Regions from separate parts of the Mus musculus genome. Here all the other regions are linked to region 1. A link is a loop called in an ENCODE intact Hi-C map of the cell type or tissue named here. Cell type or tissue: heart. All regions are shown on one strand. Each heading gives the region's core, and the rest is flanking DNA. Links, peaks and the distances in the headings are about the cores only.

Evidence for each region. Peaks named below come from ENCODE experiments on the same cell type or tissue, not always from the same donor. Only the 100,000 strongest peaks of a DNase experiment are listed, where the experiment ranks them.
Region 2: it touches region 1 in a loop (6-fold over the local background); 3 of 42 quality-filtered maps call a loop at or near these places.
Region 3: it touches region 1 in a loop (6-fold over the local background); 5 of 42 quality-filtered maps call a loop at or near these places.

Annotation. Positions count from the first base shown.
Region 1 is chr1:4,490,235-4,493,617 of GRCm38, reverse strand. It overlaps Sox17 (SRY (sex determining region Y)-box 17), which reads left to right. Exons shown (of 5, transcript NM_011441.5): 4 at 152-518; 5 at 950-2,690. The coding sequence starts at 212. The coding sequence ends at 1,902. Among named protein-coding and RNA genes, the nearest start is that of Sox17, 5.4 kb to the left of the region's middle. In heart, for the core only: a CTCF peak has its summit at 1,515; DNase peaks (open chromatin) are centred at 1,247 and 1,437; H3K4me3 peaks cover 1,766 bases; H3K27ac peaks cover 1,273 bases; H3K27me3 peaks cover 1,690 bases.
Region 2 is chr1:4,542,897-4,546,279 of GRCm38, reverse strand. No RefSeq gene overlaps it. Among named protein-coding and RNA genes, the nearest start is that of Gm22307, 16 kb to the right of the region's middle. In heart, for the core only: a CTCF peak has its summit at 1,454; a DNase peak (open chromatin) is centred at 2,059; H3K27ac peaks cover 505 bases.
Region 3 is chr1:4,665,390-4,668,772 of GRCm38, reverse strand. No RefSeq gene overlaps it. Among named protein-coding and RNA genes, the nearest start is that of Gm37323, 58 kb to the right of the region's middle. In heart, for the core only: no CTCF peak of the experiment used is centred there; no DNase peak of the experiment used is centred there.

The sequences.
Region 1 (3,383 bases), core at 341-2,840:
CGGGGGGACACCCGCAGTGTCACTGGGTAGATCTCCAGCGCGGATTAGGCGAAGGGTTAGGTCTACCAGGAGAGCAGCGGGAGGGTAGCACCCGCTCAGCTTTACGAGTTCCTCTGGGCATCTCCAGGCTAGCTTCCGATCCCTGCCTCAGGGTCGGGGGAAGCGGCGTGTCCCGTGGCCATAGCAGAGCTCGGGGTCGGTCTGGAGAGCCATGAGCAGCCCGGATGCGGGATACGCCAGTGACGACCAGAGCCAGCCCCGGAGCGCGCAGCCCGCGGTGATGGCAGGGTTGGGCCCCTGTCCCTGGGCCGAGTCCCTGAGCCCCCTCGGGGATGTAAAGGTGAAAGGCGAGGTGGTGGCGAGTAGCGGGGCGCCAGCCGGGACGTCGGGCCGAGCCAAAGCGGAGTCTCGCATCCGGCGGCCGATGAACGCCTTTATGGTGTGGGCCAAAGACGAACGCAAGCGGTTGGCACAGCAGAACCCAGATCTGCACAACGCAGAGCTAAGCAAGATGCTAGGTGAGTCGGACCAGGGGGATACAGGGCACCGGCGCACTCCAGAGAATCTCCTTGAGCCACTTCCTTGAGCCAAGAGGTGTGCTGTAGACTCAATCCCTTCTTCCAGCTCCCTCTCTCGCCAAAGTAACACTTTGGTCTTTGGGCCATAGGAGCGAATGTAAGGGTTTCTCAGTATTTCAGAGAGGTAACCCGCACAGCCCTGGCTCGACCCCTTCCCAGATCAGGGGACTTTGGCAGTTTTTCGAGTTAAGGGGAGAAAGGTAAGGGAGGAAGCCCCTTCTAGGCGTCCTGTAAGGACGCGATCTAACACTTTCATCCGAATAGGACCGGGCTTCTCACCTGCTCGCTCAGTGAGAGGTTGCACCAGAGAGGGGTCAGGGTGCCGGAGCTCACTCGGGTAACCCTGCGCGCCTCTCCACCTTTCCCTGCAGGCAAGTCTTGGAAGGCGTTGACCTTGGCAGAGAAGCGGCCCTTCGTGGAAGAGGCCGAGCGGCTGCGCGTGCAGCATATGCAGGACCACCCCAACTACAAGTACCGGCCGCGGCGGCGCAAGCAGGTGAAGCGCATGAAGCGGGTGGAGGGAGGCTTCCTGCACGCTCTCGTCGAGCCCCAGGCCGGCGCGCTTGGTCCCGAGGGCGGCCGCGTGGCCATGGATGGCCTGGGTCTGCCTTTCCCGGAGCCGGGCTATCCGGCCGGTCCTCCGCTGATGTCTCCGCACATGGGCCCCCACTATCGGGACTGCCAGGGACTGGGCGCTCCCGCGCTCGACGGCTACCCTCTGCCCACTCCGGACACATCCCCGCTGGATGGCGTGGAGCAGGACCCGGCTTTCTTTGCAGCCCCGCTGCCAGGGGACTGCCCGGCGGCCGGCACCTACACTTACGCTCCAGTCTCGGACTATGCAGTGTCCGTAGAGCCGCCCGCTGGCCCCATGCGAGTGGGGCCGGACCCCTCGGGCCCTGCGATGCCGGGGATCCTGGCGCCCCCCAGCGCTCTGCACCTGTACTACGGCGCGATGGGCTCGCCCGCCGCAAGTGCGGGGCGCGGTTTCCACGCGCAACCCCAGCAGCCGCTGCAACCGCAGGCACCGCCGCCGCCACCGCAGCAGCAGCACCCAGCGCACGGCCCCGGGCAACCTTCGCCCCCTCCCGAGGCTCTGCCCTGCCGGGATGGCACGGAATCCAACCAGCCCACTGAGCTCCTAGGGGAGGTGGACCGCACGGAATTCGAACAGTATCTGCCCTTTGTGTATAAGCCCGAGATGGGTCTTCCCTACCAGGGACACGACTGCGGAGTGAACCTCTCAGACAGCCACGGAGCCATTTCCTCCGTGGTGTCCGACGCTAGCTCAGCGGTCTACTATTGCAACTACCCCGACATTTGACGGTTGCCGACCCGACCTGAGGGCCAGAAGCAGTGTTACACACTTCCTGGAAGCGCTAAGGAAATCCTTAGCGTCAAGCTGTTTTGTTTTTAAGTTGCCTTGGCATATAATTTATGGTAATTTATTTTGTCTGCCACTTGAACAGTTGAGGGGCTACACGAGATTTTTGTTTTAAATGCCTTGAGGGACTTGCTCCCCACAATCACTGTCCAGTTTTAGCCAGTTTTAAAATATCTCACTGACTTATTCCATTTCTTGAAAGTGTATTGATCTAGAGAAATTTTGTCATGCGTGTTTTCTCAATCTTAAATAAATCCTGGAATCTTTTTAAAATCTCTCGCATCGATTTTTATCAAATTAAAGATCAACAGTAAGTATTATACAATTAGAAGTGTATACTTAATTGTAAAATTTTCATTTTTCTTACAATGGTAAGAAAATGCATCTAAGAAACCCTAAACACAAACAGCGGGGTGTTCAAATGTGATATAATTGTTCTGAGAAAAATTCTCAAAAGATGAACTTGTTATGTACATTCCAAATATTGGTTTCTAAAAATGATACTGTAAATGTTTTTAATTCTGTACACTTTAATGAGGCTGTTCAAAAATTTCGGATTTTCAGTCATCTCGACACCTGCCAAAAGAGCTTTTCAGATATAACTCTTTCCTGTTTGTCTTTTCTTCCAAAAGTCTTGATCCCACTTCCCACAAAATTTGCCTTTAATTCCTACAATTTTAGAGTCAGAGAAACTAATCAAAATAAAGTTTGTGTTGTGACTGTTAGTGAACTTTAGTATGTAATTTCAACCGTGCATCTTGCTATAGCTAGATTGTGTCCCTTCATTTTACAGTTTTCAGGCTCAAGATTCTCCTAGAGTGATTTGTGTGTGGTGTGCTTTACGCAGGTGAAGACACAAACCAGCATCCGTCCTATTGTGAAGAAACAGGTACAAGACTAGCCCCTGCAAATGCTGTGCTGAGTGCTGCGGTCCACATGGCCATCATAGGAACTGCTGGTTTGTGGGCTTTTCCTGTGCCAGGTGTTTCCTTAGTGTCATTCTGCACAGCTTCGGTCTGAGCAAGCCTGCCTCCCAGTTGAGCGCTATTCTCTCATTTTCCAGTCCCCATACAGGCTGGGGACTGAAGCCACAGCTTCATCAAGGGAGACAAGAGAACCACCTTTGAGCTGCAAACCCAGTCCAGATGCTAACTCCTAATGTATTTACAGAGTCTCTTTGTGTAGGGGGCATAGGTGGGCACTAGAATTCACATTCTGGTCAACATGTAAGGTATTTAGATGATGGAAAACTTGAAGGCGATGGATTTGAAGGGTTCCATGGAAATGTCAGTGTAACATTTTAAAGGGGGGATTCCTGATTACTAGGCACAGAAGGGTAGACATTTTCAGTGACAAAAGGTTGAGCCTACTTTGTTGGAAATTTCTAGTGACTATAATCATTTTAAAATTTCTATTTAAAA
Region 2 (3,383 bases), core at 380-2,879, 53 kb before region 1:
TATTCCCTGAGGCAGCTGCACTTTGGGGAGAGGGACTTCTCAAAAGAGCTTTGCCACATCAGCTCAATAGATAGGTAGCATATTTAGGGAGTGCATTTAAGGAATGAGAAGTCATATTAGTACAAGCTCATCTCTCCTCGAGGACCTGCATGCTGGCATGTAAGATGAGGCAAGTACACATTGGAACACATATGGGCTAGCAGACCCCTTGGAGAACACACAGGGAGGAAGAGTGGCTTCCTCTGCTCAGCAGAGATCGCAAGACACACATGGCCCAAACTGGAGTTTGAGAGGTTGGTGATTCAGGTCTATGCATTGAAGACCATGCATAAGGCACACAGAAAACCACTCTGCAGTATGGTAGAGACTGGATGAGAACTTTGCTATAATTGAATCCTGGTCTCTGGCTGAGTTCACTAGTGAAGAACAACATCAGAATCTCTAAGTATGGTCCTAATTGTCAGAAAGTGCTGAATAAATGAGGGAATGACTGAGGGGTTACTGTGTGTGTGTGTTTATGTGCACATGCATGTGGAAGCCAGAGGAAAACCATGGGTATCACTGAAAATGCCAGTGAAGACGGGGTCTCTTTCTGGGATTCGCACTCACCAGTTAGCCTAGGCTATTTTGCAAGACCCAGGGATCTGCCTGTTCAATACCAATGGGATTACAGCACTTGCCTCCATGCCTGGCTTTTCACATGGATGCTGGGAATTGAATTGAGGTCCTTAAGTTTGTGTGCTCATCACACTCTCAGCTAAGCTATTTTCTCAACTCCTGAGTGGTTGTTTCAGTTCATTAAGCTGTCTCATTATTTGTGTTGTTTATATTTAAAATATGAATATATCTCAAGTGTCTAGAAAGTAAAAGGGCACACATTACAAGCAGAAGTGAAATAAAATGTCCAGGTCGCTGGTGGCTAACTACCCAGGGTTCCTATCCCAGTGTCACTGATGTTAAATGAGTTATTTAACTGCCTGGTGTCTCTGGGTACTGAAAACTCTGACAGCACCAAACTGAACATGCTATCATCAAGGTAAAATGAGTTTGGATTTGCAAAGTCCCTAACCTAAAACTTGGTAACAATTCCTAATAACTGTGCAATTACTATTAAATAATAGAAATTCTAATACCTCACATTTTGATTTAATAGCATTACCTGTTAAGACTGAGTCCCCTGAGAGTTGTGATTCCCAAAGCCCTCCTTCCCACCGCATTGCTATCCGTTTCCTGTCTCTCACATATGCTTGTGGTATATGTCACTGATCTATTTGTCTGCAACAGAGAGAACATAGCTTCCTTGCTAGACACCATGTGAAAATTTGGAGGCAGCTATAAGGTCATAATATTTCAAAGTCTGCATGACTATTCCTTCTTATCCAAAGCACCACGGAGACAGTTGTTCACTTACCAGTGATCCTTCAGAACTCTGCTCCAGAAGGCTAATGAAATAGCAGGGTGGAGCTAGAGAGCTGGCTCAGCTGTAAAGGCACTTGCTAATCAAGCTGGATGTGTATGATCTCTGAACTCATGGTAGAAAGAGAGAGTTGACTCCTGAAAGTTGTTCTCTGACCTCCCCTGCACTATTAACATAAATGGGAAAAAGTAAATGTAAAAAGACAGAGATTGAGGAAAGACACCTGATGTTTACCTGTAACCGCTTACATCAACGGAAAAGGAAAAACAAAAACAAACAAACAAACAAACAAACAAACAGTAATTTGGCCCAGTTGTGCAGTGTTGAGGGTTCCTGTGGCATTCTCTTCACACTTTCTGTTTATTGGATGTTGGTTTTTAATTGTACTGTTCAGCCAACCCCACAGCCTGTGCTTTTGTGTACAGAAAAACTGTATCAAGCCAAAGTGCAGAACAACAGACAGCAGCCTTGGGGCTTTCACTTTTAAAGAGTTTCCAAGCACCCAGCCCTTTTCCTAAAGGGCTCTTTTCCCTTTTATGGATGAGCACCTGGCTCCAAGACAGTGTAAACAGAACTTCCTGCCCCAGGGACGGGCTGGCTCCTGCAGGAGCCCAGGGATCCTTTGGGAAAAGTTGATAGGAACTGTGAGCTGTGTGTGACCTGAGGCTCAGCAGCCAGCTGAGCCAAAAGGGAGGGAAGCACGTTTAACAGCCCCTTTGTGTGGACTCTGGTCCCAGAAGCACTTCTGGGAAAGTAAGTCTGATGCCGTACACACAGTTCTTGCAAAGAATGGCAGGGAAGCTGGCCTGGAGAGCGCCAGGCCCAGATTAGGCGCCTGAATCCTGGACCGAAGTAATTGGAGGAATTGAGAGATGTCTGGAGTTCCCATAGTTCCAAGATCCTGGGCTTCAGTGTGCAGAGCAGGAGGGTTAACAACTAGGAGCTCCGTGGGGGAGCAGTAGCATAGCCTAGCAAGTCCCAGGGTTGAAGAAAGAAGACAGGAAGAAACCAAATGGCTTCTGTACATCTTAAATGGAGTTCAGCAGTCCATAATTTTCAGATTGCTAAATGCTTGCTAAGGGCATGGAAGTTAAAATGCTTTGTTCTCTCTTGGACTTTAATGTTTTCCCATACTTTTAAATGATTATGGTAAAAACATTGATCCTATGGCTGGCATAACAGTTTTGATTCACTCTGATAAATTTTGCCTTTCGTGCTAATGAGCCCCATAATCTCACTCTCAGCAACAGAAAAGAAGAAATGAAAACTGTATTTAAGTGTGTAAATCTCATGCAAGGCCTGAGCTTTACCACCAAGCCTCACCCTACATAAATGTCATTTTGATGGTAACTACCATTCCCTGAGAAGCTAACATTTCCCTGTATCAAGCAATAAGTTAATCTCGTAGCCTTCATCAGTTAAACTAGTTGAGAGACAGTGAGATGGCTCAGTGGGTAGAGTCACCTACAAACCTGATTTTGATCCCAGGAATACATGAAAAGGTGGAAAGAGAAAACCAGCTCTGTGAAGTTGTCCTATGGCCTCCACATTTGTGCAGGGCACATGCTCAACCCCCTTATTGCTTGCCCATGTGTGCACACACAGACAGACACACAGACAGACACACGACACACAGACACACACACACACAGTAAAATAATAATAATAAAAGAAAATGAAGTGTTTGAACAGAACAAGAAGTTGTGGTTGTTAATTTAATATAGTATGTAAATATGCTACTATATTATAGCATGTATACTTATAAAGCATAAACAAGAGCAAAATTTCAAGTGCTAAATAATTAATATAAGCTGAATTTCCTAGATTTTCTTTCCTTCTGACAGTGCTGGAGATTTAATTAGGGCCTTTGGCACACTGAGTGTGCTCTCAACCACTGACCCTACCTTCAGCCCAGAAGGTTTTATATTTTCTTTTGTATGACAGTACAGTGTCTGCTGTTGGAGTG
Region 3 (3,383 bases), core at 380-2,879, 180 kb before region 1:
CCCCGCCCGCCATGCACCATCCAAGTCTGGGTCTGAATGTAAGGTTTAGGTGTGAACAAGAGGACAGGAGATACACATAACTGAGCAGTCCTGCTCAGGTGCGGTCCAGCCTATTATCATTGTCTAAGCTCTATTTTCTCTAGCAAGATGATCTGACAAGTTGTCATAACCGTGTGTGACCTTTTTCTCGAAACCAAGGCCTCCAAACGTTTTTGCCTCCTAACCTGAGAGACCCGTGGAAGTTGTAATTTCTTGGTGCTTATCTTTTCAGTGGTCTGACAGCCAAAGGGAAGGATACAACTATCTCTTTAAAATATCTCCATTCTTCCCATGATGGTTAACCAACCAGCTGGCCAGAAATTTTGGGGGAAGAGTATCTGCAGTGAACATGAGGAGAAAGCTAAACTATTCAAATAGTTTGCATTTCATTAGCTATCAAGTAATCTAGAGTAGCCTGGAGGTGTACATAAGCTGTAAGTGCTACATCAGTTCATACAGGATATTGATGTGAATCCTTATGGGGAGGGACTGAACTAATCCCGTCATTACAGAGGGAAAACGTGTGTAGTACAATGTGATGGAGTTTTACTATGGGTAGACTTTTATCCCCACACCTAAGGAATTTGGCTGCTGAACTCCTGACCCTCAGTCCTCACAATATGACCTTTTTGGAAATGCGTGGTAGCAGAGGTAATTTGTTAAGCCGATGCTGCACCAGAGAAAGTGGATCTCTAATTTCAATGTCCACTGTGGAGGCACACACTGAGAAGACTCAGGGAAGAATGACTGAGCTTGTCACAAGCTAAGCGATCATCAGGATTTGTAGATCTTTCCCTGGTCTCTCAGGAGCGTGGTTGTGTGCACCTTGATTGTGGGCTTCTAGCTCCTGAATCATCAGAGAATAAATTTCCATGTATCTGAGCTACTCTATCATTTTGTTATAGCAAACATTTTACTTCTAAAAAACACAATTCTTATATTTTCTTAGTTGATGTTTTTTAAATGAAGGACTTCTGGTAGCTGTGATTGGGATTAATCACAATCCCTGTTCATGGTGGATGGTCAGGGTTTGTTCATGGACTTTGCCTAATTTACCTGTGGAAAACGGTCTCTCGCCTGCTGTGGTCTCATTATCAGATGAAAAGCTAGGGTCTTGGAAAGGCAGACCACAGACAAGAAGATCCCATTCCTGAGTCCTGCCTGCTTTTATTAAAGGAAGTTAGCAACTTGGACCTTCTGTGCATCCTGACTTACCCATGCATCTAAAATCAGATCTCTGATCTTTAATTTTAGTTGATTTTCAAAAGCCATGGTTTATACAACTGCTGAAACATTCCTTTTCTATTATTTTATTGCCATGTTCTTCTACCTTGGGTTCTCCTCCTGTGCCTGTTTTGGCTCTTGTCTAATATTCCTCTGTTTGAGCACACTACAGAATTTTTCATGCATTTCTTTTTTGATTTGGGTTATTTACAAACATTTGCAGCTGTGAGCAATGCCGTAGTGTGTATTCTTGCCTGACCTCCCTTTGTGAGGCTTTCCTCTGACACAGCCACAGGTGGCTGAGGACGGGACTTCCAAAGTCCATGGCATCTGTGGCCTCTCCTCCTCTCCAGCATGTCATTCACACAGATGGCTAGTTTTTGCCTAAGCAGATGTATTTATAATGACATCATGTTGTCTTCTTGCTTTCCATCTCCCTGGGCATCTGCTCACATACTCAATGTCAAAAGTGTTACCTCTTCTCTCGGGCATCAACTTCATCTATTTGGTTCTGTCTTCTTTTCTCACCCTGGCAGGAACTTTGTAGAGGATTCTAATTATTTTTTTCTGGTCATGTGTAGTGACTATTTTCTGAGTTCTAAATTTATCTTTGCACTTTAAGACATTTTCTAATGAACTAATCTAATCTATTCTAATGTATTTATTTTTATTTATTTAGGGTCTCATTCTGTAGCTCAGGTTGGCTTGGAACCCATGGGACCCATGTCTCATCTTTCTCGACCTCCTCAGTGTACAAGCATGAGCCACCACCATCTGATTTATAAGTTTCAATATAGCTAAATCCCCATTTTCTCATAAACTTAACTTGACTGTGCCTTATAGTTTCACAAGCCAAAAGAATTTGCTAGTGCCATCTACTGATACTGTTAAAGTTTTGATTCTATCCACAAATTGTCTTCTGTTTTCATTTTAACTATTTAAATAAAGTATATGCACATGGAATTACATATTACTTTGTTTTTTTGTGACTAATGTTTTCTCTTAATGATGTTTTAAAATTTGTTTTCGTTTCCTCATAATATTCCATCGTGTGGGTATTCTGTAGCACTTCACGCCTACTTTATTTGCCTTTAAGTTGTTTTTAACTTGGCCTTTTATGAATGATACTTCTGTAGACATTCTTTTGTGTTTTAATTTGTTTACAATATTTATTCATTTGATTGTTTGTTTGTTTGTTTGTTTATGTGTGCCTATGCATATGTGCCATGGTATGCATGTGGAAGAAAGATGACAGTGTTCTGGAGTCAGTTTCCTCCTTTCATCCTTATGTGGCTGCAGGGATTGAATTCAGGTCCTCAGTCTTGTGTGGAGATACATTCACTTACTGAATCATATTGCCAGTGCCCTTAGTCATTTTTGTTTGTTTTTGTTTTTTGAATCAGGATCTCTCTATGTAGCCATGGCTACCTGGAACTCGCTAAGTAGACAAGACTGATCTCCAACTCACAGAGATCTGCCTGCTTCTGCCATTGAATGCTGGGATTAAAGGCATATTCCTCCGTATTGAGCCTTTTACACATTTTTTGATGAGCCTCAGTGTAGATTTCTGGTTGGTAAATTCCTAGGAGAATATTAATTATCAAAGGCAAAATAATGTATATCTAGATTAGGAAGATCAAGGGGGCTTTCAAAATAGACTTGCAAAAATCACAACAGACAATACACATTCCTTTTCTAAGATCTTTGGAACCAGAAGTTCCAATGCGATTTTTTTCTTGTTTTGAGATTTTTGTAGATTTTGGAATATCTACATATATATGATAAAATATCTCTTGAAGGATACCAACTCTAAAGAAAAGTGCATTTATCATTTGTGTGTACAAAGCCTAAGGTATTATACATAATGTTTTAAATAATTTTATATACAAAATGGAATTTCAAGTTATGGAGTTCTCCACCAGGCTTCAAGTCAATACTCAAAAAGTTTTTAATTTTGAAGAATTTTAGATCTTTTAAATTAATTAGGGCCATTCAACCTGTAGTCTCTGAGCCTGGCTCCTGGCAGATCCACCAAATTCAGTGGATCAATTCACTCCTTAAGAGGTAATTACCTTAAGAGGTAATGCGAAGGCACAACATACCCAAACTTATGGGACACA